Regions from separate parts of the Mus musculus genome. Here all the other regions are linked to region 1. A link is a loop called in an ENCODE intact Hi-C map of the cell type or tissue named here. Cell type or tissue: heart. All regions are shown on one strand.

What was found. A loop is a pair of places that touch in the nucleus more often than their neighbours do. Peaks named below come from ENCODE experiments on the same cell type or tissue, not always from the same donor. Only the 100,000 strongest peaks of a DNase experiment are listed, where the experiment ranks them.
Region 2: it touches region 1 in a loop (4-fold over the local background); 4 of 42 quality-filtered maps call a loop at or near these places.
Region 3: a loop joins it to region 1, with 3 times the contacts of the local background. A loop is called at or near these places in 4 of 42 quality-filtered maps.
Region 4: it touches region 1 in a loop (2.3-fold over the local background); 5 of 42 quality-filtered maps call a loop at or near these places.
Region 5: a loop joins it to region 1, with 3 times the contacts of the local background. A loop is called at or near these places in 6 of 42 quality-filtered maps.

What each region holds. Positions count from the first base shown.
Region 1 is chr12:32,817,239-32,822,238 of GRCm38, forward strand. Nampt (nicotinamide phosphoribosyltransferase) reads left to right here and starts at 3,097. Exons shown (of 11, transcript NM_021524.2): 1 at 3,097-3,388. The coding sequence starts at 3,332. In heart, CTCF peaks have their summits at 2,724 and 3,876; DNase peaks (open chromatin) are centred at 2,923 and 3,683; H3K4me3 peaks cover 2,589 bases; H3K27ac peaks cover 2,436 bases.
Region 2 is chr12:32,766,374-32,771,373 of GRCm38, forward strand. It overlaps Gm40376 (predicted gene, 40376), which reads left to right. Exons shown (of 3, transcript NR_168680.1): 2 at 3,680-3,778; 3 at 4,417-5,000. Among named protein-coding and RNA genes, the nearest start is that of Gm40376, 44 kb to the left of the region's middle. In heart, no CTCF peak of the experiment used is centred here; a DNase peak (open chromatin) is centred at 2,158; H3K27me3 peaks cover 398 bases.
Region 3 is chr12:32,949,821-32,954,820 of GRCm38, forward strand. It overlaps Sypl (synaptophysin-like protein), which reads left to right and starts at 4,366. Exons shown (of 5, transcript NM_198710.3): 1 at 4,366-4,539. The coding sequence starts at 4,471. 4933406C10Rik (RIKEN cDNA 4933406C10 gene) reads right to left here and starts at 3,969. Exons shown (of 6, transcript NR_044986.1): 1 at 3,685-3,969; 2 at 3,378-3,551. In heart, a CTCF peak has its summit at 2,826 (motif pointing right); DNase peaks (open chromatin) are centred at 2,821 and 4,151; H3K4me3 peaks cover 1,778 bases; H3K27ac peaks cover 1,730 bases.
Region 4 is chr12:32,653,557-32,658,556 of GRCm38, forward strand. No RefSeq gene overlaps it. Among named protein-coding and RNA genes, the nearest start is that of Gm40376, 69 kb to the right of the region's middle. In heart, no CTCF peak of the experiment used is centred here; a DNase peak (open chromatin) is centred at 2,865.
Region 5 is chr12:32,715,008-32,720,007 of GRCm38, forward strand. No RefSeq gene overlaps it. Among named protein-coding and RNA genes, the nearest start is that of Gm40376, 7.2 kb to the right of the region's middle. In heart, no CTCF peak of the experiment used is centred here; a DNase peak (open chromatin) is centred at 2,714.

The DNA of each region.
Region 1 (5,000 bases):
GAGTGAGTTCAGGACTCTTACCTGTTCACTTACAAGGAAACAAAACAAAATGTGTCTTCAGAGACTTTCAAGGCAAGATTAGGTACGAAACCCAAGTGAGAATTACATCTGCTAACAGACGTAGGCTAAGATAGGTACCTAACAATCAATTGAACAAACAAACAAACAAACAAATTGTAATCAATCTATACAATCTGTTCTATATAGTCTGTAGGCCTTCAGTCTTATAGGAAGAACCAAGTAATATCTGACACATGGCCTATACATTTGGTTACCTTGGGAAAAGATGTGGTCGAAACTTAGCCTTCATTAGACTTACAGTAAAGATATAGTTTACATTTAATGTATATGTCAAACTATATAAATAGGTATGTTTATAAACATGGACTGATGAAAGCTAAGGTTTTTAATCTTGTACTATTTAATAGAATTTATTCCATATTCAAACAAATGGCTATCCAAGCCTCAGAGTTTCCATCCTGTCTGCATGCAGCCCCAATTGTCAGACATGAAGTTATGCTAGTTAGGATTTGACTTGTGTCCTGCTGTGTTTCTGATTTGCTTCGTTTCTATCCCTCATCCCTGTGTTCCCGTTTCTCTTTTGCAGAGCGGGAATGCTTACTCTGTACCACTGTATCTTGAAAGCTAACATTTTGTTTTGAACTCTGCAGAGAGCTTGGACTTAAAGTTTTGAGATATTAAGGATTCTTGAAGATGGACTAAATGCATTTTATACATCAGATGGTGATGAGTCTTTGACCAAAAGTAGAATTTTACGGTTTGAATAGGAACTGCCCTCTTCTGGCTTATATGTTGAGAGCTTGTCAGCTGATGGTACTATTTGGTGAGATGATAGAAATGTCATGATTTGGATGTTTGCTAGAAGAAGGTAATCAGGGCATGTTCCTGGGACTATACCTTGTCTCCATTCCTGCCCTCTCCTCACCACCTCCATTTTTGACTTCTATGAATCTTTCCTCTATCACTCATTCTGCCATGATTCCCTCCTCTACTCCAAGTCCAAAAAAGACAACACTGAGTGATATGGATCAAACTCTGAAACTATGAGCCAAATAGATGTTTCCTCTTTTATAACTATTTCTCTAAGGTATTTCCCCATTGCCAAATATCTAACACATGTGGTAAGAATAAATAGCAAGTCAGATGGGGCAAATTGGGGTCTGTGGCAAAGGCCTTGAGAACCAGAGCTAGTATACAGAGAGGGGAATGAGTGAGACACACAGCATATAAAGTTTGCAAGTCCAATGGGCCTCTCTTTGCAGTGATGGCCGACTAGGCCATCTTTTGATACATATGCAGCTAGACACAAGAGCTCCGGGGTACTGCTTAGTTCATATTGTTGTTCCACCTATAGGGTTGCAGTTCCCTTTAGCTCCTTGGGTAATTTCTCTAGCTCCTCCATTGGGGGCCGTGTGACCCATCCAATAGCTGACTGTGAGCATCCACTTCTGTGTTTGCTAGGCCCCGGCATAGTCTCACAAGAGACAGCTATATCTGAGACCCCAACTCTTAAAAGTTGATCTGCTTCCTTCTAGTCAGTCCACACTAGCATATAGCCCTTTGCGGGAGAGGGGCTTTTAAGAACTCTAAGAACTTCAATAGTCACCTTTTCCTCTAAAGATTGCTGTGGGATTAAGCCAGTAATATTCCTGCAGACCCTACTCTTGAACTTATCTAGCAATGTCAGTATGCTTACAATGTTAGCATTTTTACATTTTGGGCTTTTTCATTTTTATACAGGGAAAAAAACTGAAAGATTGCAAGATCAAATTTTGTTTTTAGAAAACACTACCGTGAACAAAGACTACTTTGTAATTAGAATCTTATCCCCACCCCCACCTCCACCCCCCACCCACCCCCCACCCCCCGCATAAAACAGCCTAAAATGGCGGTCAATTGTAGATGAATGGATGCTGTAGCTGAGCTCTTGGATCCTTTGAAAGCTGTTTGACTTTTCCTGGAGAAAAGTCTCAACAGTCCTTTGTGTCTTAAGGGGAAGGTTAAATTGAACCCTCTCAGACGATGAAGGGACAAGACCAAACTGAATCTAACATTGTTGAGAAGTCAAAGGCAAAAGGAAGCTACTAACTTGATGCAGTCTGTGCCAGTTTAGTTATACCGATTTCCCCCTGCTACTTGTATTCCATAAAAACAAAACAACAACAAAGCCTAAATCTTAGAATTCTTAAATGCTATTAAACATGCAAAGGGAATTTTAGTTCTATGCAAAACAAATTTGCAACTCTGTATGTGAAAACTGAACAAGAGGACAGGCTCATGGAAGTTGGGTGACGTCATCAGACGTCACTTCGCTTATTTGGGAGGTTACTAGCTCTTTCCCCCACGATTTAATGATTTAAAGGAAAACAAAAAACCAAAAAACAGATCCACTGTATAAGACTTGGCTGTATGCCTTTTACTTCCCAACAATATTAGATTCAATTTGGTCTTGTCCCTACATTGTCTGAGAGGGTTGAATTTAACCTTTCCCTAAGACGCAAAGGCTTTTCTCCAGGAAAAGTCAGCCTTCAAAGGATCAAAGAGCTCAGCTACAGACTGAGCGCGGAGAAAAGCAAGTCCACGCGCCAGGGCAACTCAGACCGCAAGCAGCTCCTCTGATTTTAAAGGAAAATCTAGAGGATCGGAATCCACAAGACGGATGGGGACCAAAGATTCCATCCATCGTCCAAGCGGGAGACAAAGGTAATTCAGCGCGTGCGGGAACAGGGAGACGACAGTGGGTGGCTCCTTGGCCTTAGCTGGTGGCGTGACTCCAACAAGACTCTCAGGACGAGCAGGGACTGGGTAGGACAAGAGGAAGGTCCGGGTTGGGGCGGGCAAAGAGACTCCCGGCAGGAGGGGCGAGGCTGGGAACGCCAAGCCACGCCCCTGCATCAGACCACGCCCCTCAGAGGCAGGCGCCCAGGTCACGCGCTGGGGTGACGGTCGGCTTTAGGCCCGGGGCGGGCGCAGCTGAGGCAGAGCGCGTGCCTCACGTCCTCCTCAGTCCCCCCCGCCCCTGCGCTGCGCACGCGCAGCCGTGCCCCGCCCCTTGTCCCCGGGATGGGCGGGGCGCGGAGCCGCCGGGAAAGCCGCCGGAGCGCGCTGGGCAGGGGAGCGCGCTAGCCTCCACCGCCGCGTCACGGACCTGCCCGCCCTCCCGGCCCCTCCCCGCGCTCCGTTCCCTGCTCTCCCGCCCCCCTGCGAGCGAGCGGTGACTTAAGCAACGGAGCGCAGCGAAGCCCATTTTTCTCCTTGCTCGCAGCCGCGCCGGGCAGCTCGTGGCGCGGCGTCTCCGCTCCGGCCCGAGATGAATGCTGCGGCAGAAGCCGAGTTCAACATCCTGCTGGCCACCGACTCGTACAAGGTGGAGTTGCGATGGGGGGGGGGGGGGGTCTCCGGGCCCGGGGCGGCGGGAGCCGGCGCGGCGGGATGGGGCAGGTGGAGGAGCCGCAACGCGGTGGCTGAAGGATGGAGGCGCGGGCCGGAGGCGGGGCCTACGCCGCGGCGGGGGCGCGGCCGGAGGCTCGGCGGGATGGGCGCACGCTGCAGCTACCGTAGCCGCCGGCGGCCTTGGCTCTGGGACAGGGAGGACTGGATGAGACCGTGGGACGATCGGGCCGGTTAGGTAACAGCCCCTGGCTCGGCAGGTACGGTCCTGCCCCGGGGAGCTCGGGGAGAGGTCCTGGCGGTGTGCCCCTCACCCAGCCAGTGGTCCCAGCGCGGAGGATAACCCGGCCCCGGGAGCCGCGTCTGATTCAGCTGTCCCACTCGGTGGGGTTGCATTTCCAACTCCCTTGCACCTAGGGATCATTCACGTGCCTGCCCCCTGGTTGCAGAGGCCAGTGTGCTCTGGCTCTCCAGGATCAACTACGTGATTTCTGTGAAATGGAAAGTGAAACACCAAGAGTTAAAGGAACTGGAGTTATAACCCTGGAGAATTTGTGGGGAGAGTAAAATGGCACATTGCTTTAAGGTGCCTATTGAGTTGACTCTTGCACTAATTCCATTTGATATGCACCTTAGCCAAGAGAGGAATGATGAAGAAATGCCCGCCCGCCCCCCCCCCCCATACACACTGTGAAATGAACTGCACTGATCTTCAGTTAAGTTTGTTAGCCAAGACGCTTAAAAGATAAAATGTCAGACTAGTAGGACCCTCGCGAGAACAGATTAAATTTTAGCTTTCAAGTTTAGTATTTACTTGAACATCGTGATGGTTTTGAGTAGCGATTTAGGCGTAGTACTCTCGTGGTTTTGTTTTGGTTCTTTGCTTTTTACTTTTTGTAGCCCTGTAATCTGAATGTTTCAGAGTCCCATTTGCTTACATACTAGTTTGTCCTTTTTTTTTTTTTTTTTTTTTTTTTGGTAAACTATTGTAAGTAAGTAATTTTTCATTTTAAAGGGTCCAAGATTTATCAACAGGTGGTCTTTCGCATGGAATTTCATTTTACTTCATTTTAGTTTTTTGAGGCAGAGTTTCTGTGTAGCAGCCCTGGCTGTCCTAGAACCTGCCTTGTAGACCAGGCTGGCCTTGAACTCAGAGAGCTGCCTGCCTCTGCCTCCTAAGTCATGGAATTAAAGGTGTGTGCCTCCACATCCTACTTCAGATGGGATTTTAAAGTGGAAATCACCTTTTCAAGATTATTACCATTTCTGTTGTGGTACTGGAGGCTCTAAAATCTCTGCATGATGTAGTTCAGTTGAAGTGTTTTGGGTATTCTTAGTGATTTTAGAAAAGCCTCATTTTGTAAAAGTAAAATATCAGTAAATATCCCAAGATAATTTTCAGATATTTTACTGTATTATGTGTAAACGATTGAACGTAAAGGGAAATATAAACAGACTTAAAAGTCCAGGCTTAGGAGGGCACATAATTATTTTAATCCCAACACTCAGAAACCAGAGAGGCAGGCTTCTGTGAGGTCCAGGCTAGTCTGCTCTACATAGCAGAGAAGGAGCAGCTGGAACTACAGGGT
Region 2 (5,000 bases), 51 kb before region 1:
TCTTTCTTTCTTTCTTTCTTTCTTTCTTTCTTTCCTTCTTCTTCTCCTCCTCCTCCTCTCCCTCCTCCTTCTTCTCCTTCTTCCTGTTTAGAATCGAGTTGTATCTGTGTGTGTTTCTTACCTTCTAAGCTAGACTATTCATTCTAAAAGGCACCAAATATACTATGACTATCCATCGGGGACATGACACTGCTCTCTACCTAGCAGAAGATGAATGAATAGAAAAATGGCTGGTCACATCAACAAAGGCACAGAGATGAGACAGGAGGGTGATAGAGTAGGATTAACACAGCACTTCCCAGGTTCTGACAACATAGTTCTCCCTAAAATAATTATGCAGTCGAGTCAACTATACAGCAATGCAATCTGTGTCCCCATGACGTAACTCAGATCTTTATCAATACTGCAGAAGTACTGAGATGACCTGCCGTGAAGAAACCTAGAATTTCTCAAAACTGTTTGCACACTTATGCTTTCTGTTGTTAACCATCACCAACACCTGCTCTCTGGCACATTGGCAATAAGCTGTTTTGGAAATGTATAGCCCAATTCAGCATGCAAGGAGCTTTGAAATCAGCATGGGAGATACTTGCTCCCTCCCCAATTCTCTTGGGCTGGGGTGCAAAGTGGAGAGTGTTTCTCTGCTGTTGAACTACCTCTTTCTGCAAAACAAGGAAATATGGAAACTGTTGCACTGCTGGAAACTCCCCTGCAGGACCCTCAGGGCCAGGCCTTGGTGAACTGAGTTCTGCTCTCAATCACGTTTTTCTACAGTCTGCTCACAAATGGCAAAGGAGTCCACACACATTCTTGTTGGCTATACCAAAGCAAGATGGGGGGGGGATTTTAAAACAGAGGGGTTTTTATTCTTTAATATTGGTGTGTATGGAGGTGGGCAACATCTCTCCTTCCATGAGTTTCTAGGATTAAACTCAGTTTATCAGGCTTGTGCAACAAGTACGTTTAGCCACTGAACAGTCTCGCCAGGCCCAAACCATGAGACTTTGATCCTTACGCAAAAGTCTAATTTCACTTCAGAATCACTTGCCATCTGGCAAAAGGTTGAGTGAAATTTCTAATGAAGGTTCAAGTCAAATGTGAATGACTAAACCAGAAGAATCCCCCAGTATATGGCCATCTCCTTTGTGTAGTACCAACAAGAGGTAAAAAGTTGGTGCTTTGATGCAGCAAACCTGCTCTATCAGGCCCCTGTACCTCCTTTCCTAGCCAAAGCCACTCCTCTGATGCAAGTTCCCTCATCTGTCATGGGGCAATAGCATGCACTTAGAAGTACTGCTGTTGAAATTCTGACAATATGTTGAAAATGCCAAGGACAATACCTGACATGAATAAGAACCATCTTCCAGACTAAATCTACTCAACAAGACTCTGCCAGGGGATCTATGAGAGCAAAGGCTTATAAAATAGGCCTGGTTTCAATAATGTGACATTAATTCAGTCACCCTTTTATCCTGGAAAGGGCATTAATTTCACTAACGTACAAGCAACGCAATGTTAGGTTACACACAAGCAGTCAGGATCATTCCTTCTCAGGGTTTAGTTTCACTGGAGCAAGATGACTTAGAAGGGTAAAGCAACCCCACACTACAGAACCATCCGGACTCTGGCGAGCAGTGTTAACAGAGCAGAATAAAAAATGAATGGAATGTTTGTGCTGGAACTTTAATAAGAATTTAGCTAGTTTCTACACTACCGGCACTGAAGGCTATTGCCTCCCAGATGGAAAGTTGATCTTGATCTTTTTTGGCTCTGGGTCCATCCTCCCTTTAGGAAAGTTAGACTCTCTTATGCAAACTGTTGCTCACAGGTGAAAGTGCTCCGTGCTACTTCCCTCAGTTTGAGGTGTCAGGAAAGACTCTTGGGGGCAGTTCTATTCCACATGACCTAGTGGAGAACTGAAGACCCTTCAGGTGACTCTAGAAGTTACACAGAGTCCAAGACAGGTCTGGACCCAGGCACACACACCCCCAAAGCATGTTCTGATGGAATTGGAAGTGCCAGTGACCTTGAAGCATTTGCTTGTTTACTCAGAATGCTTAGGAGCTGCCCCCTCCACTGTGTTGCCCTGTACATTGTCCCATGCCCTAAGCTTGGATCATACCCAACTATCCAAATAATCTTGACGCCTTTTTCTGGGGAGTGGAAGACTGGCAAGCCACCAAGCCCTGGGTGAGGTGCCAAAGTCCTTGTTATGTAAGAAACCTGGTTGCCACCCTCATGAGAGTGTGGGAGTTTCATAATGCTGTGTCATTCCCCTGGTAGAAGTGATGTGTGATTTGGCAGTTTCTAAAAGCAAAACCAGAATATCATGAAGACAGGGTCTCAGTCAGATCTGCAAAAACAAAAATCCATTTCCTTGATTTCTAACCAATGTGCCCAGAACATTATTTTCAACTAAGAGTCTCAATGTCCAACCTGTTAAGACTGTCTATAACTTATTCAAGCTGGTTTATATTTTGAAATTAGGGAGCCTTGACTAATAAACTGGAAGAGATTTGTAGGGAGCACCTCAAGCAACTAACAACAGTATCTATGACGTCCATTGCAATTCTTGGCATCATGCCAGCATTTCAGGCTTCTCATTCCCTCCACCTGACTTTTTGAAACAAATACTATTACTCCTCCATTCTACAAAAAGGGAAACTTGAACACAAATTGGGTAGGTCCCCCTAATCCTGAGTCAAAAGAATCTCCCCTCTTCTTCAAGCTGCCCATCCTGGAGCTCAGAGACGTGGGATCCAGTTCTCATCTCCCTTTCTCCTTCCTTACTCTCAATTCCAGTCCCTCTCCCTCCCTTTCCTCCTTCCCCCTTCTCTGCCTCTTCTCACATCCAGTAAATCATTAAACTCTATCTTGCTAAAGCTGATGGATATTTTAATCAGTCACCACCCTTTACATCTGTAGAACGTGTCATAGAAACTCTTTTTCTGAGATGCACATCAACAATGTTAATTCCTATTTTATAAAGGACATTAGTCATTTGGGCACTATACCCAAACCCTTGACTGTGTTGAAGAAACTTCTCTGTGTGTCCTGATGAGAGTTGCTCACATGTTTCCTTCTCTCTGTGTAATGTACAACTTGACTACCAGACCTGGATTTAGCAGCCCAGTTGTTCCAGCCCTGAGATGCCAAGTCTGTATCTGTGAAGAAGACAAGAGAGTTGGGATATTAGCTATCGTGGCTAGTAGCCGGGATCTATAAGGAGTTATTTCTACTTGTGGTAATATTAGAAACAGAATCCAGTTGTGTAAGGTCCACAGCTTCCATGCCTGCCCATTGTTCTCACTTGTCTCCTGAGATCTAGGGCCAATTAGACATTTGAGATTGAGTATCTCTCTTAATTATTGAAGAAAACCACAAATTCCATCATTAATGAGAGGTGGGTATTTGGCAATCAAACAGAAGCTGGTAGATAAAGGAAGCCCAGACTCAAGTATTTCCAGTGCACATGAGGTGTAATGTGTCCATTGAACGCACGTATTTTTGGAAACTATCCTGCCACCCTAGAACGATGAGAACATTGGAGGCAATGGGCTTCTTTTCTCTGAGAATATAAAGGAAGGGAACAACAATCTTAAGTAACCAAACTATGATCTTATGCCTTGGACTGAACCTAGGGACCTTCAACATCTGTGCAAATGTTTGTCTCTTTCAGAAGCCGTACTCAAGAGCTGAAAACCAGAAGCGTTGCTTGATACTACAGATCACCAAGTCACCTCACTGGTTGGATTCACAGCTGTGCTGCGATTTGTGTGTGTGTGTCTAAAAATGAAAAAAGTTTCATTCCTGTATCTGCAAGCCTTACAAAGAGCCTGGCTCTTATCCAATAAATCCTTATGAAATCAATGAAAGTGAAAAACCCACTTTCTTCTTACTTTGAACAAACAAACAAGAAAGAAAGAAACAGCAGCAACAACAAAACCCCTATATCAATAGTTCCACTCCCTGTGCAGCTCTTAGTTCATGATCAACAATGCAGACTTTTCCAAATGTCTGTGATCTAGGCAGGTAATCCCAGGACTCCTATTTTATGAGGAGAATTTCAGACTTTCGGCTCCTACCAGATGTATCCCACAGCCCCTCACCAGGTCAAAATGCACATTCTGATGTCATCTCCTAATCTGAAGGTCTCAGTAGCTTATTCAGAGCTTTCTGGTGCCTTCCATGTTCCTAGTCTGGATTTAAGTCTAGATTCCCCATTTCCTAACTGTGTAACCATACAAATTGCCCCTCTCTCTTCTAGTTCCTCATCTGTTATGTGGGTATAAGAATAGTTCAGTTTTAAACATTATCTTATCCAAATAGTATACAGCATCGTACTTGCCTGGGTCTCTTGTTTTTTGGCTGGATAAATAATAACAAGCTTCCATCTTTGCTCTTGTGTATTCACAGTTTCAAGAACGTCCACACACGTGAGAAAGCCTGGCGATTCTCAGTCTTTGAACAGTATGTGCATCAGACTGGTGCTTAGCTGAATCCTTCTACCCTTTTGCCCTTGGTCCATGCCGTTTCCAGAATACTGCATCTGATGTTCCAGAGAGATAGGAAAATGGCCAGTTAGATCTTTATCACAGTCTGCTCTCACATTAACTGGTTGACCTCTGTTTCTCTTTGGTGTTTGTCCCACTGGTTCTGCACAAACATCTCCCTTTTAGAACACAGTGAACTATATCAACAATTCTGTTCCATTCTTTACTGCATCTACTAAAAGGGACAGAGAAATTTTTAGAAAATAACCAGAAATTGAGGGCTGTCTGCCTTTTGGTTTAAGGTGGTGAGTCGCAACCTTTCTAATGCTGCAACCCTTTAATACAGTTACTCATGTTGTGGTGACCCCCGATCATAAAATTATTTTCACTGCTACTTCATAACTGTAATTTTGCTACTGTTACAAATTGTAGTGTAATATCTGTGTTTTCCAGTGCTCTTTGGCAATACTTGTGAGAATGTCATTTTATGCCCAAAGGAGTCATGAC
Region 3 (5,000 bases), 130 kb after region 1:
AGAGCATCCTTCCTGGCCTCTGAACATCCATCTCTAAATCCCAGTGCCATAGTCCAGCAAATGTTCTGTAAGGGGCAAATAGAGAGTGAAATAGTGACAAATTATTTAGCATCTATACAGATCTACACACGACTTCAGATAGGGCAATTTGGCATTACAAGCATTATTTCTGTAATTGCCCTCATAAAAGAAATAAGAAGAGGACTGGAACAATGAGCTGGCAGCTAAGCATTCTGCCTGCTCTTGCAGGGGACCTAGGTGGGTATTAGCATTCATATGGCAGCTCACAGCCAACTATGACTCCAGTTTCAGGGGATCTCATGTTTGACACCCTCGTCTGTCCGGTCTCCACAGGCCTTTCCTCAGAGTTGAGGAAATGACCACAGTTGTAGGCATGGTTCACCGTCATCTTGAACAGTCTTCCCAGAGTTTGAACAGTTATGTTTTCAATGAAATGCTACTGTTATGGGAGTGTGACACTCTTGCAGACACCCCTGGCTCTGCCATCCACTCTTACCTCCTTCTCAGGCAGCAGTGCTACGTCACATGTGACTAAGGTTTCATGCTTCCTGTGGTTCCATTCAGATCTTATAAATGAATCCTGACAAGTGACCCGATGTGGCTCAGACCACACTAAGTGGTCTCTGTATTGAAAAAACAATGGCTCAGGGCCAATGAAGGGACCCTCTTAAAATTCAAGTCTGGCAGATTTCCTGGGAAGCTGTAATAAGACCTTCCACTGGTGGGTTTGAACAAGTAGGAGAGAAAGGAGTCAAAAAGTAAAAGAGAGACAATATAATGCATACCTCACAGGTTAAGAATCCAGCCTATCGTAATTCCTGAGACTACAATAATAGACAGAGAAAGCCACCACCACCACCACCACCACCACCCCCACCACCACCACCACCCTGAGAAATGCCTTAATCCCAGCACTCGGGAGGGAGGCAGAGGCAAGTGGACATCTGTGAATTTAAGGCCAACCAAGGCTACAGAGTGAGATCCTATCTCAAAAGAAAAAATAAAACAAGAAACAGGTTGAGATTATATCACCCAGGCTGGACCAACTTCAATTCCTGGACTCCACTAAAGAAAAGAAAAAACTATTTGTAATGATCCTCTTTCCTCAGTCTACTGAATAGCTGGAACTAAGGCAGATCTTGGAATACATTTGTCCCTGGGGCACTACCTGTACTAATAAGTGCGTTAAGACTATTATTTTAAATGTTCCTTTTGATGCTCATTTCCCTACAAATTAGCATAGACATTGAGAATGGAGCAATTTGGCTACCTTGAGCACAATAACTATGTGCTTAATAACAAATATCTTGGACATCTCATGGACACCCTGAGATAATTATGCAAAAACTGTAGCTGACTGCTCTGCTTCTTAAAGGCACAGTGCCATCCAGAGCTGTTTGAAAAAGTTTATCTAAGTTTTTTTTGCTTCCTCAATGCCCACTCTAGATGACCCTGGAATCATTCCCACAGTGACCTGACATGGAACCCTTCCTTTGGGGGTCTAGTGTTTTTTTTTTATTACGTATTTTCCTCAATTACATTTCCAATGCTATCCCAAAAGTCCCCCACACCCCCCCCACCACTCCCCTACCCACCCACTCCCCCTTTTTGGCCCTGGCGTTCCCCTGTACTGGGGCATATAAAGTTTGCGTGTCCAATGGGCCTCTCTTTCCAGTGATGGCCGACTAGGCCATCTTTTGATACATATGCAGCTAGAGTCAAGAGCTCCGGGGTACTGGTTAGTTCATAATGTTGTTCCACCTATAGGGCTGCAGATCCCTTTAGCGCCTTGGGTACTTTCTCTAGCTCCTCCATTGGGGGCCCTGTGATCCATCCAATAGCTGACTGTGAGCATCCACTTCTGTGTTTGCTAGGCCCCGGCATAGTCTCACAAGAGACAGCTACATCTGGGTCCTTTCGATAAAATCTTGCTAGTGTATGCAATGGTGTCAGCGTTTGGAAGCTGATTATGGGCTGGATCCCTGGATATGGCAGTCTCTAGATAGTCCATCCTTTCGTCTCAGCTCCAAACTTTGTCTCTGTAACTCCTTCCATGGGTGTTTTGTTCCCAATTCTGAGGAGGGGCATAGTGTCCTCACTTCAGTCTTCATTCTTCTTGAGTTTCATGTGTTTAGCAAATTGTATCTTATATCTCGGGTATACTAAGTTTCTGGGCTAATATCCACTTATCAGTGAGTACAGGGGGTCTAGCGTTAAGAGACAAATCTGTGATTAGCTCAGAGTGTTGGGTATAATTTATTTAAAACAAACAGTTGTGCTTGTCCAGTGTTGGTAGGTATAGTCCTTAGGCTACATCAGAGGACGTTCAGGCTCACTCAGTGTGCTGAGTCAGGATACTCTGGTGTTGTAAGCTCCTCTGGTATTGCAGCCTTACCCCCCCCCCCCCACACACACACACACACACAACTGCTCTTAGGTGGTCTTGCCTACTTTTAGTAGTGCAGGATAAGATGACACAGAACAGAAAGCAGCAGAGACTGGAAAGCAGTGGCGGCAAAATGGCACACACAGAAGTAGCAGGTACCCTGTGTCTAAGGCGGCAGAAGTGAACAGTCCTAGCAGCTGAGGTAGAGAGCCAAGACTAACGGATAAAACCTTATAATCAGCCAGAGAAGAGCAAGGGCAGGCCCTGGCACCACAAGAGCTCCAGATAGCTGTTAAGCCTTCAGGGCCAAAGGTCTCATCCTGGGCCAAGAGCTGCCAAGGGTTGAGGAACCCCAGTGTTCTAGACTTACAAACCGGAACATTTGTAAGGTTGAGTTATGAGGGCTGCAACACTAGAGGGTGCCACTTGCTGCTGCTTCTGTCGGGATTCAGCCACCACTCACTGCTGCCTGACAGAAATGAAGGCTACAAGAGACCAGCTCCTCACTTGCTTCCCCTGCCTATCCTTCCCACAATTCCTATCCAACTGTGCAGTCAAGCAAACCTCAGCCAGCTGCCTGGTGACAGGACTACAGGAACAAACCATGGGAGTACAAATTGTTTCAGACCTCTCAGCTCTATAAAGTTGCAAGATGAGCATTATCCCATCCTGTTAGCATCTATTTCATTTTGAAATTACATTGAATATATTTTTGGCTATTTTGTATAATTCTACTTTGAATACTTTTTCCTTTGAAGCACAGCTAAGTGATTTACTTGTGGGTTCCTATCCAACAGGTCTCAGCAGAAAATAACTTTTTTTTTTTAAGACTTAAAGAGAAATGCTGAGTGGAATACACGGAAATAAGAGTGAAGGAAGGAGGAAGTGTTAGCTTGGTAGTAACTGTTCATGGGTAGTGGTCAGTTCTAATGGAATACTCCACTGACATTTAGGAAATATAAATAAGTACCTGGGAGCTGGAACTAGGATCCTCTGTGGCAAAGATCTTCCTTCGATGTTGGTGTTATCTCACCATGCATGAAGACAGGCCACTATCCCAACCCTCCAAAAAAGGCCAGGCACAAGGAAGCCAGAGAAGAGATGTCTAGATTGGTCCCATTCTGGTGGCAGGAGGGAGTGTTCCCTAAGACAAATCATGAAAGATGAGTTAACTTGACCCCCCCCCACTCCCCCGCCCCCCCCCAAAAAAAAACGGCACGAAATACAGGCCTCGCCAAACGGGGATAGAGGTGGAGAGATGAGTTGTCCTGTGAGACCTGTCAAGCCATGATCTCAAATGGGTGGTCTTTCTCCTACTCTGGCTCCAACAACTTTGCGATGTCTGCGGAAATGTTTGGTGAATCATACGTTCAAGCACCCTTACATAAGGCAGGTTCGCCAGACGGCCGCAGTTTTGCAATAACTATGACTTTAAGGGCCCTGAACACGAGCTTTGAAGTGAGGCTTTGTCTGTGTACACACTTGACACATTTGCCCAAAAGTTCAGAGCACTGGGAAGAAAACGGGCCGTTGTGAGGGCGGGCAGTCACAGCCACAAAAGGGCATAGCAACCAGAACGCCACCGAGGTGGAGGGCCGTGCTGCGCAGGCGCAGCTGTCCCCCGACCCCACCCACCCCCGTCGCGCGCTCGCAAAGGCCGGAAAAGAGTCTGGGGCCTAGGGAGCGCGCGTGCGCGTTAGAGACAGAGCTAGGCTTTGGGGAAGGGGGCGCGGCACACGCATGGCTTCCAAAGCCAACATGGTTCGTCAGCGGTTCAGCCGGCTGAGTCAGGTGCGGCCGGGGGAGGAGCCAGCCCTTCCCAGTCCCTCCTCGGCCTGGTCTCGGCTCGCCCTCTCTGTCTCCTGGGCGCGGACTCAACGGCCGCCCGGCCCCGCCTTAAAGGCCAGGCCGTCCCGCCCCGATGCCCCTTCGTCCCCACCCCTCCGGCCCCGCCCCCAGCCCCGCCGGCTCCGCCTCCCGCTCTCGCCGCGGAGTCGCTCCGGTCTCGCCGCTCCCCTCCTCCGCCCCGCGTCCTGACTCTCTTCCCTCCTTTCCCTCAGAGGATGTCCGCCTTCCAGATCAACCTCAACCCGCTCAAGGAGCCGCTCGGCTTCATCAAGATCCTCGAGTGGGTGAGTGCAGCTTGCGACGCCGACCTCGCCCGGTCCAGCGCGGGGCGCCTTGCCGGGAGGCGGGGACGCGGTCGTGAGGGAGTCCCCCACGCTCGAAGGCCGCGGGGCGGAGATGGCGGCCGGCGTCGAGTCGAGTCGCCGGTGTGGGCGGCTTCTCCCGGCCGCCCCTAGCCGCGGAGGCGTGGAAGCTCGCTCGCTTTTTTTTCTCAGGCTCCACTGCCATCCGCAAAGGAAGACAGGATTTCCTGCTGCGGTCCAACTGATACCGACCGCCCGGAGGCCCGCGGCTTCCGCGGGCGAGGCTAGACCTGGGTTGCGCCCTTCGCTGGCGGCGGGTATGGGCTCCTGTTAAAAATAGTGTGTGTCAGAGAAGCCGAGGCAAAGCCCTTGCCCCGACGCATTAAATTGTCGGCCCATTTAACGCCTGGCCTGGACGTCGAGATTGTTTATAGCAACATCCT
Region 4 (5,000 bases), 160 kb before region 1:
AGTTGTCCCAACTACACCTTTTCCTTCCAGATCCCCCCACCTCCTCTCTTCCCCGGATCCACCCCCTCTCTGTTTCCTCTTCAGAAAAGAGCAGGCTTCCAAGAGACAATAGCAAACAGGGGAAACAGTATGACAAAGCAAATGCCATCATTTTGAGGCTGGACAGGATAACCTATTAGGAGGAAAACCATCCCAAGAGTCAGGGGTACATCTGTTCCCAAAAAAACACCAACCTAACAGCCACAATGTATGCAAAGGACTTGGTGCAGACCCATGCAGGCCCCTTGCTTGCTACTTCAGTCTCTGTGAGCCCATGTGAGCACTGCTTAGTAGACTCATTAGGTCATACTCTCCTGGTGTCCTTTATCCCCTCTGACTCCTACAATCTTCCCAACCCTTCTCCTGTGAGTGTTTCCTGATGTGTTTCCCTTTCCCAGGGAAATCCACGCTTCCCCCTTAAAGCCTTCCTCGTTAACCTAACCCCACTGGATCTGTGGTTTGTAGTTTTATTTGACAGCTAATATCCACTTAGAAGTGAATTCATTCCATATGTGGTTTTCTGGGTCTGAGTTACCTGACTCAGGATGATTTTTCTAGTTCAATCCATTTGCCATATACATGATGTTATTTTTAAAAAGCAGCTAAGTAATAATATATTGTGTAAATGTATCATAGTTTCTTTATCTATTCTTCAGTTGAGGAACATTTAGGTTGTTTCCAGTTTCTGGCTTTTATGAATAAAGCCACAATGAACACAGTTGAGCAAGTGTCCCTGTGGTAGGATGGAATGTCTTTGGATACATATCCATATCTACTGAAGAGTAATATAGCCAAGTCTTGAAGTAGACTGATACCCAATTTTCTGAGGATCTGCCATATTGATTGCCATAGTGACTATACAAATCTGCATGCCCACCAGCAATGGAGGAGGGTTCCTTTTGTTCCACATCTTTGCCAGCATGGGCTGTCACTTATGTTGTTTATCTTAGTCATTTGGACAGGTGAAAAATGGAATCACAACCTAGTTTACATTTGTATTTCCCTGATGGCTAAGGATGTTAAACATTTCTTTGAGATTCCTTTATTGAGAACTCTGTTTAGATTTGTTCCCCATAGATTACTTGTTGCTGTTTTTGTTTTTGTTGTTGTTGTTGTTTAACTATCTACTTTCTTGAGTTCTTTATATATTTTGGATATTAGTCTTCTATTGAACAGGGAGTTGGTAAGCTGTAGAAAATACCAGAAAATGGCAAGATCTCCCATGCTTATAAATCAGTAGGATTAACATAGTAAAGATGTCCAACCTACCAAAACAATCTACAGATTCAACATAATCACCATCAAAATTCCAATACAATTTTTTACAGACTTTAAGGAGGACAATTCTCAACTTCATATAGAGAGACAAAAATCCAGGGTAGCTAAAACAATCCTGAGCAGTAAAACTGGAGGCATCACCATTTCTGATTTCAAGCTGTACTACAGAGCTATAGTAATAAAAACTGCATTATTTTGGCATAAAAACAGACAGGTTGATCATTGGAAACAAATTGAAGACCCAGACAAAATAACAGGAATTAACAATCATTGTTCATGGATATCTGTTAATATCAATGGTTTCAAATCCCTAATTAAAAGCACAGATTAACAGTGGATTTGAAAACAGGATTCATCATTCTGCTGCATACAAGAAACATACCAAAACATTATGAGTAGATATTACCTCAGGGTAAAGGGCTAGAAAAAAATATCCCAAGAAAATGGTCTAATAAGCAAGCTGGTATAGTCATTTTAATATCTAACAAAATAGACTTCAAACTAAAATTAGTCAAAAAGAGATGTGAATGGATATTACATATTCATCAAAGAAAAATCCACCAAGATGAAAGTTCAGTTCTTAACATCTATGCTCCAAACACAAGGTAAGAGAAACAGCTTAAATCACATATTGACCCTCACATGCTGATAGTGAGAGGCTTCACTACCCACCTCTCACCACATACCAGGATGCAAAACAATTCTCAACTGATACTAGAAAATTGAAATAACTCCCTGCCTGCCATCAGACTGCTACAGATTGATACTGGATTTCAACAACAGAAACAACAGAAATCTTATCAACTCGTGGAAACTGAACAACTCTCTACTTTATGAAAAATGAGACCATACAAATATGAAATTAAAGACTTTCTAGAATCTAGTGAAAATTAGTACACATCATATCAAACTTATGGGACACAAGGGAAGCAGTTCATAATACTAAGTGCCTTCATAACCCAAATTGGAGGTCCCATACTCATAACTTAACGGCACACCTGAAAGCTCGAGAACAAAAAGTAAACCTGCTCAAGGGGAGCAGAGGGCAGAAAATATCAAACTGGGGACTGAAACCAATAAAATAGAAACAAAGAGAACAATACAAAGAGTCAATGAAACAAAGAGTTGTTTGAGAAAATCAATAAGATAGACAAGCTCTTAGCCAAACTAACTAAAAGACACAGAGAGAATATCCAAACTGATAAAAGCAGAAACAAAAAAGGGGGAGTAACAACAGACACTGAGGAAATCCAGAGAATCATAAAGACATAATTGTAACTTTAAATGCTTTAACCTTCCTTGTAATCCACCACCCACCAGAGGTAGTGGGAAAGAAAAACGATGGGGGAAGTGAAACTGTTTAGAAAGGTTCTTTGGAGCAACTGTCTCTGTTGTCTGGAAATCAACAGTTCAGTTCACACTTTAGTAGGCAGTGGCAGCTCGATCCACTTGAAAACACTTCACAGATATACCAGCAGTCCAATTTGGTAGAGGTGAGTTATGACACAACCTAGCAGAGACAGCCAGACCTCAGCCTTGGCTCAAATAAGCAGGAAGGACCAACAGGAACACCAGGAGAAGTTCTTGGCTGTGCCTCTCCCAGGGAAGTAAAGATGAGAGACCCACAAGTGCTGTACAGCTAGCTGTACCAGCAAGCCAAACTCTGTCTCTGTCACTCTGTGGAGTCCTATTTATACCCTCCAAACATTATGTGTCCTCCATGTGACTTGCCTCAGCATGTGCATCCAATCAGCCCAAGTCGGCTGACGTAGCAAGAAACTGCGGCACACCACCAGAAGTTTTGTTTTTTGTTGTTGTTTTGTTTTTGTTTTTATTTTGTTGTGCTTCTCTCTATGGAGTCTCGACAAATGTAGCTCAACTACACAATGTAAGGTGGAACAACATGTATGTTAGCAAAGGTCATCACGTGTCCTTTTACATGCTTGCTTTAGCAGAACATCCTCTCTCCTGTGTCTGCTTCATCGAAACATTCCTTCACGACTCTGCCTTAGTCTTCCACACCTGTGTCCACTTTAACAAAAAATTCATTCACATGTTTGCCCCAGCAAAACACCATCCAACCAACTTTCCAAAGAACCCTTAAATTTCCATTTCACATAATTTTAAAACTTACATATTGAAATTATATTTAAAAACTTACATAATTTAAAAATTGACATATTGAGATGGGAATGGAGAGGGCCTAATCCTAGTCAGAATTTGGAATTTTCACCTTAAAAACTTTGTTTACAACTTTGATGAGCAGACCCAGGAGAAAAGAGGCCTTTTCTGTGTGTCAGCCATTTGCACAAGTTGTCTCCAGATGGAGGAAATAGATGAAATGGCCTCTGTCTGCTACTGGAATCAGGGATTTTTGTCTTTCCCCTTCTGAGGGCACCACTTTGGTGAAGCAGGGATGCATGTGTTTGAATTTTATAGGCTCTACTCCCGAGTAAGATCCCAGTGTAGCTCAGCAGCCTGAGACCACACATTTGGGAAACTCAGACCAAGCACTATGGTACTATGCACAGAAGCCTGACAAGTGAAACACTGGGAGAAAACGACAAGGAAACTGTGAAGTCGTATTCAGTGGATTGAAAAGCTGGTGAGAACCAGTTCCACTGGAACCTCCACACTGACTTCGTAGCTGGTAGGATGTTAGCCAGAGCTAGCAGGGACAGAGCCAGCAGTCTCAACTGGAGACCAGAAGGAGTTTGCAGGGGTGTAACTGAACCAGAGACTCACTTTGAAGCACTACAAATGGTCCTGGAATCAAAATCATGGGACGCAATGGGACAGCCTATTCACAGAAGACCTCCCAGTCCCAGGGAAAGAGCTCGAGAGAGTCCAAATGAAAGTCAATAGTCAGGCCAGTGAGTTTTCATATCTGCTCTCTACACCCAGACTTCCCTCATTCTGTATATGTGCCATCTGTGTTTAATACACAAGGTTATTTTATCAGACCTTCTTGACCATGCTGTGTGCTTGAACTTACTTTTCATCTCCTACCCTTTTCCTTATATTACTTTGGCTTTTTCCTCTTCCAAATAGCACAGTGTAGCCTGGTTTGCAGGGGTCCCTGTGCCTCAGCCTCCTGACACATTGGACTTCTCTGGCATCTCATGACATATCTTTACCTCTTTCTCTTCAGTCTACTTTTAGCTAAAATCCCCTTATCCCACCCTCCTCCCACACACATACACACACACACTGGTTTTGTTACCTGGAGTTCCCCCTCTAATTTACATTCCCCCCTGCTATATTCTATCTATCAGTCCATTACTACCCACCCATCATACTGTGTTTTCTATCTCCCTTCTTCCTGTTATACCTTCTATATATTGAAGGCTCCACCTATACCTAATACGTTGTTCACAGTGTACTGTCAATGCCCTCTACCATGTAAAATGATTACCACTTAAGGGGAGATTGTTATGTAATTAATTATTACTTATTTTGTGGGGAATCTACATTGTGGGTAATAGCTCTTTCAGGGGAGAGCTATGGATACAGACCAGTGCTAGTCTGAATACTAGTCTTACAGAGGAAAAAAAAATCCACCACCAATTAAAAGAAACCTCAGCCCTACTACACTCCAGTCCCTCCTGAGCATTGCAAACACCCAACTGAAAGAAGAAATGTGACCTGACAATATTGATATTTCAGAATGGTACAACCCTGAT
Region 5 (5,000 bases), 100 kb before region 1:
CCCACAGAGTAACATCCTCAACTCCATAAGTTTATTCTCCTTCTTTCTTAAGTTGACAGGGTGGGGTGGCTTCTCTGGTTCAACCCTACCAGGCTTTATCTTACATTAAACTCTGTTTCTCAACCTAAGGCACTTCGAGCTTGGTGTAGGTACCATTTGCTTTCTGGCATCAGCTTCAAAGATTCTGTCTCTGGTCTTGGACTTTTAGATCCTAGTTGGCCCTGGCCTGTCTTATCTCAAAGGACAGGCAGTAGCTCTCCTCTCCCCCCACCCCTGCCCCTTCCTCAGTCCCCTTCTGAGAGCTCAGACTGCTGTCCTAAATTATGTAGCCAACCTTTGCAACAAAATTTTAGTTCATTCCCAGTCTCATTGCTAAGGTTTAAAGTTAAATTTATTAATGATTTATTTGGAATTATGTTGTTTTGTTTTCTATAGTAACTGCACATAATACAAAATTCACTTACAGAAGGACTTGTAATAAAAGTCCTTCCTAGTCCTCCCTCTAGAAATGGAATTTTTCTCTCCAGAGGAGGGAAAAAAAAAATAAACAACTCTTAACTTTAAGTGTGTGTGTGTGTGTGTGTGTGTGTGTGTGTGTGTGTGTGTGTGGTATGTTTGCTCCCACACACATGCATACGTTATTTAAATTGGTTTTTTTTTTCTTATCTATGCAATATATAAACATTATTTTCTTTTACCATTGAAGCCAACAAGGTATGCTTGGTCTCATTTGACCTCCTCTCCAATCTGGTCTGTTTCCAAGAGCAACCAGACAGCAAACTAATAGTGACTTAGAACGAACCCTTCTAGAATGTTTTTTTTTTTTTTACACCTACTGCAGATATAAACAGAAAGTATGAAAAGCTGATTTCCTAGGAAAGATACACTATGAGAATCTTTCTGCAGCTGCCACCCTGCCATTAGGTCAAATCAGTGTCTCCAACTCTGATGGTAGCTCTTCGTTCTCTATCGGAGCTGGCTCAAGCTTAGCGGAGAGCCTTGGTTTTCTCCAGATCTCAGGCTCTTGCTTCCCTGCCGTGGTTCCACTCACACGTTTCTTTCTTTTCTTTCTTTCCTTTTTTTTTTCTCTGATAAACTGTCGTGGGAGCTGAGCTGACGAACAGAGAGACAGTGTCGGGGATTTCATTCTGGGATAAAACTGACATGGCCACAGGCAAGAAGATTGTCCTCTCATCTGGCCATGAGCTGGGGAGTGCAAACACATGGCAGAGTTCATTGTTGTACACAGATACCTAAGAGCTCCAAGGAGCAGGGACACTCTACATTCAACACCACCTACTGCATCACCAGGCAGCTGGACCATTCTCTTATGTGTTTTTATTGAAACATTGACTCCTACTCTTGGAGAGGGAGGGAGATGAGGGAGATGTTTTTCCTATGAGCCGTAAGGGCAGGAGCTCCAGTCAGCCACAGGGATAGGGATAGGCAAGTGCTAGCACATCTAAGTGGCCAGATTCCATGAAAAGTCACTGTGACAGGACCAGCTGTGGTGTTTAGACCTTGTAGTGGTTGTGCCTCACATTGATGGTCAGTGACTGGGAGGGAAGATGCTACTTCTGAGGGGAAGAAATCCTTGCTAAGGAATCACATGACCCTAGACGAGCACTGCACACAGACACCCAAAAGCTTCAGAGTCACATCACTCTGCATTCAAAGCCACCCACTGCATTGTCACTGTTTGTCCTGTTTGTTTTGTTTGGTTGGGTTTTTGGGGTTTTTTTGTTTGTTTGTTTGTTTGTTTTTTGAAACATTGGGTTCTACTCTGACCTTTGGAACAACATGAAATATGGTTATCCGCTTATGTAGTAAGAACCGATTGCATACACAAAAAAGTCAGTTATATCTGAGGGAGCTAGGACCTGTCTTAGGACATGACCAGACTGCCAAGGCACTTTAATTTTATCTAAGTCCTGTCTCTCTGGATCTTAAGATGTCAGTGTTTCTTCCTCATTAGTAAAGTTCTTAAAAATGCTGCTGCTACTGTTTATTATGCTAGCCTCTGAGATACCACTTTTAAGATTAAATCACCTTTCCCTTTGTATTTCTATGGTGAAGGGGGATCAAGGCACTTCTTTGGTCATATTTGCCAAAGCCGACTTCCAAGAAATGGCCAGTGGTGACCCAGCTCTTGCTTTCCTACCACATTCAAGGTCACCATTACTTATGATTTTAATTATGGGCCTCTCATTGGCTGTGCTGTTGGTTTGTTATGAAATATGAGCCTACGTTCTCTCAACAGGGCAGCTATCTCTATAGTCAAAGGATTGTATACCCCATGGCCACACCTCACCTATGGAATGCTTATCTGTTCCATGCCTATAATAGGCTTGCTATACTCTGTACTTAGCATATAAACTGAAGAACATATTTTCCTAAGCAAGCCAAACACCCTTTGAATGCAATGCTCATTTCTCCTTAAGAGGCAGAAATTTTCAAACGGAAATTTGAATAAATGTCATGTTTTATTAAAGATGTCATCTGGCTGACTTCGGGGTGCTGAGAGACTCATTTAAGATGATGTGTTGGCTTTTTTTGCCATGTGACTTTCACACAATTGTGGAAATCAGGAGAATCATCTGATTTACTGGCTCACTCCAGGCTGCCTCTGCCAGGGTTTTATTTCTCTTAGCAACAAACAGTTCTGGCAGCCTGCTCTGCTTCAGCCGTGCTGACTGGCTAAGTCAAGGTGGGCCTGCTGCCAGCTTGGGGTAGCGCTTGTTGAAATGCAGCCTAGGAAGGGCAGGACAAGAACTATTTCCTTCCACCTTCTGTGTCCTCCCTCTGCTCCTTTGCAGCCCCTCCCTTCCTCCCCCACAACAGTTGATGTTATCAATTGCCTGTTCTATTTTCTGTGACTTCAATTCTGTCAGATTGTGGTCAGTGAAATGGAGTTTTTATCCATTTTGTTCTTTCTGAAGGAAAGACCAAGAGAGAAGAATATGGGTGTTGACTTAGTTTGTGCCTTTCCTTCAAGGCTATCTAAAAGTTTGGGTCTGGGCTCCTATTTCTTCCTCTTATATGTGCTGACAATTTGGAAGAGTGTTTAGGAAGGTCCTCTGCAAAACACAAGGCCTGGGAGGGAAGCCTTCTCCCTACTCTTACCTATAATGTCTTATAGTCTCCCTTCAAGCAACACAGTAGTGCAGAGCCCTCTTTGAGAGCCTTATTGCAATTCTTTTGTATAAATACTCAGGATATTAAGAAAACTACATAACAAGATACTTAAATTAGATTCTTAAACCATACATTACACTCAAAACGGACTGAAGGCTTAAATGTACAATGCCTGGAGAGACATAGAAGAAAAAAAAACCTGCATGAATTATCTATAATAATGATTTCATGGCTATGACACCAAAAGACTCAAGCCACAGATGAGGGAAAGCCTGGATCAGGCGCCCAGCTGTTTTTGGTTCAAGCCTCAACCAGCTTGAAACTTTGGAAGGTTCCCTCATCTTCAAAGTCCTACCGGGTCCCGTCCTCCCAGCTTGTCTGCCTTTACTTCCCTGGATCTCTTCTTCATGATGAATCCCTTGTGTGACAAGTAGAACCATTTGTCCACTCCATCCTCCCTGCCCTGACACTGAGAGGTTAGGCCCCACTCTCAAACCTCCCTAGCTTTGCCTGTGTGCACTGTCAGTGTTGAAGACAGAGAGACTTCCCAGTGCCCGTGACTGGAGCATGGCCATGGTGTGCTGAGTTCAGGGACTTCTTCAGGGTTCACCTGTGGGTCACGCTATGGGAGTCACCACCCCTGCCTACTTGGAACGTTCTTCTCCTCGAAAAAAAAAAAATCAGATCACCTAGGTCTCCTAGCTGTGGATGACTATCCCAGACCTTTGAAGGAGGATCTGAGGATTAAAGTTGTGGATGGGCAGACAAAGCTGTTTTCCCCAAGCTGATTTCCTGGCTCTTCCAACTGAGGGACTTAGCTAGCATTGCTCTCTTAAAGCTCCGCTGTGCATCAGCCCGCTGTGCAGCTACCCCTTCAACCTATTATGTAATTCTTTTCCAATTTAGTATAAAGTGACATATTGATTAAAACATTTATGATTGTTGATGTATCTACATTTTAAAGTTCAGAAGGGTCACGACTACCTCTTTCTCTCTCTCACTCTCTCACTCTCTCTCTCTCTTTATGGTAATAGTACCATGGACAACCTTTTGTTCTGGGAATGCCTTTACCACCACCACCACCACCACCCAGAGGACATTTGTGTTTAGGATTGGTTTGGGAACAGTGGCTCTGGCAAAGCTGCAGAAATTGGGGGAGGCATGTTCACTTCTCAGCATTTGCATTTTAATGGCCCAGGAAATAAACCCACATTTTTAAAGGAAAAAAACTATTTACCATCTGTGGTGCATGCGTGTCTGCAGCAGGGAAGTCTGCGTTTGTACACATTTGAGATGAGGTTGGCAGGTCCTGGAAGACCTTGCTAGCAGTGAGAGAAAAACAACCTGCATTTGAAAGCTGCTTGCTACAGCGCAGTAAACCTGCTACACGGTGTCTGTTTGCAGCAGAACTTTTGAATATCATTATTTTTGTACCAAAAAAAATGTAAATGTAGCAAAATGTGATTGAGCCTCTACTTATAAAAAAATATTAAATTTCTTAACAACAGTATCTCCTTAAGATTGCCTGGTGGGAGTCTTGGCCCCGCTGCTGGAAGAGCTGTCACAGTCCTAGGTAGAAGAGCAAGTAATGTGCCAGGCATGGTGGGAAGGCAGAGGCATGCAGGTCTCTCTGAGTTCCAGGCCAGTCTTGGCTACATAACAAGCTCCAAGCTAGCCAGGGCTGTATCGGAAGTCCTTGTTTTGAAAAAAGAGAAACTAACAAATATATTCATCAGATGTCCAGGTGATTCAAGTAGGACCAAGCCATAGTCCACAGAACCCCATGTGTCAGGGATGGTACAATGTGTGCAGAGAACAAGACAGAGAAAGAATATGATCTAGAAACAACCGCTCATAAAATAGGG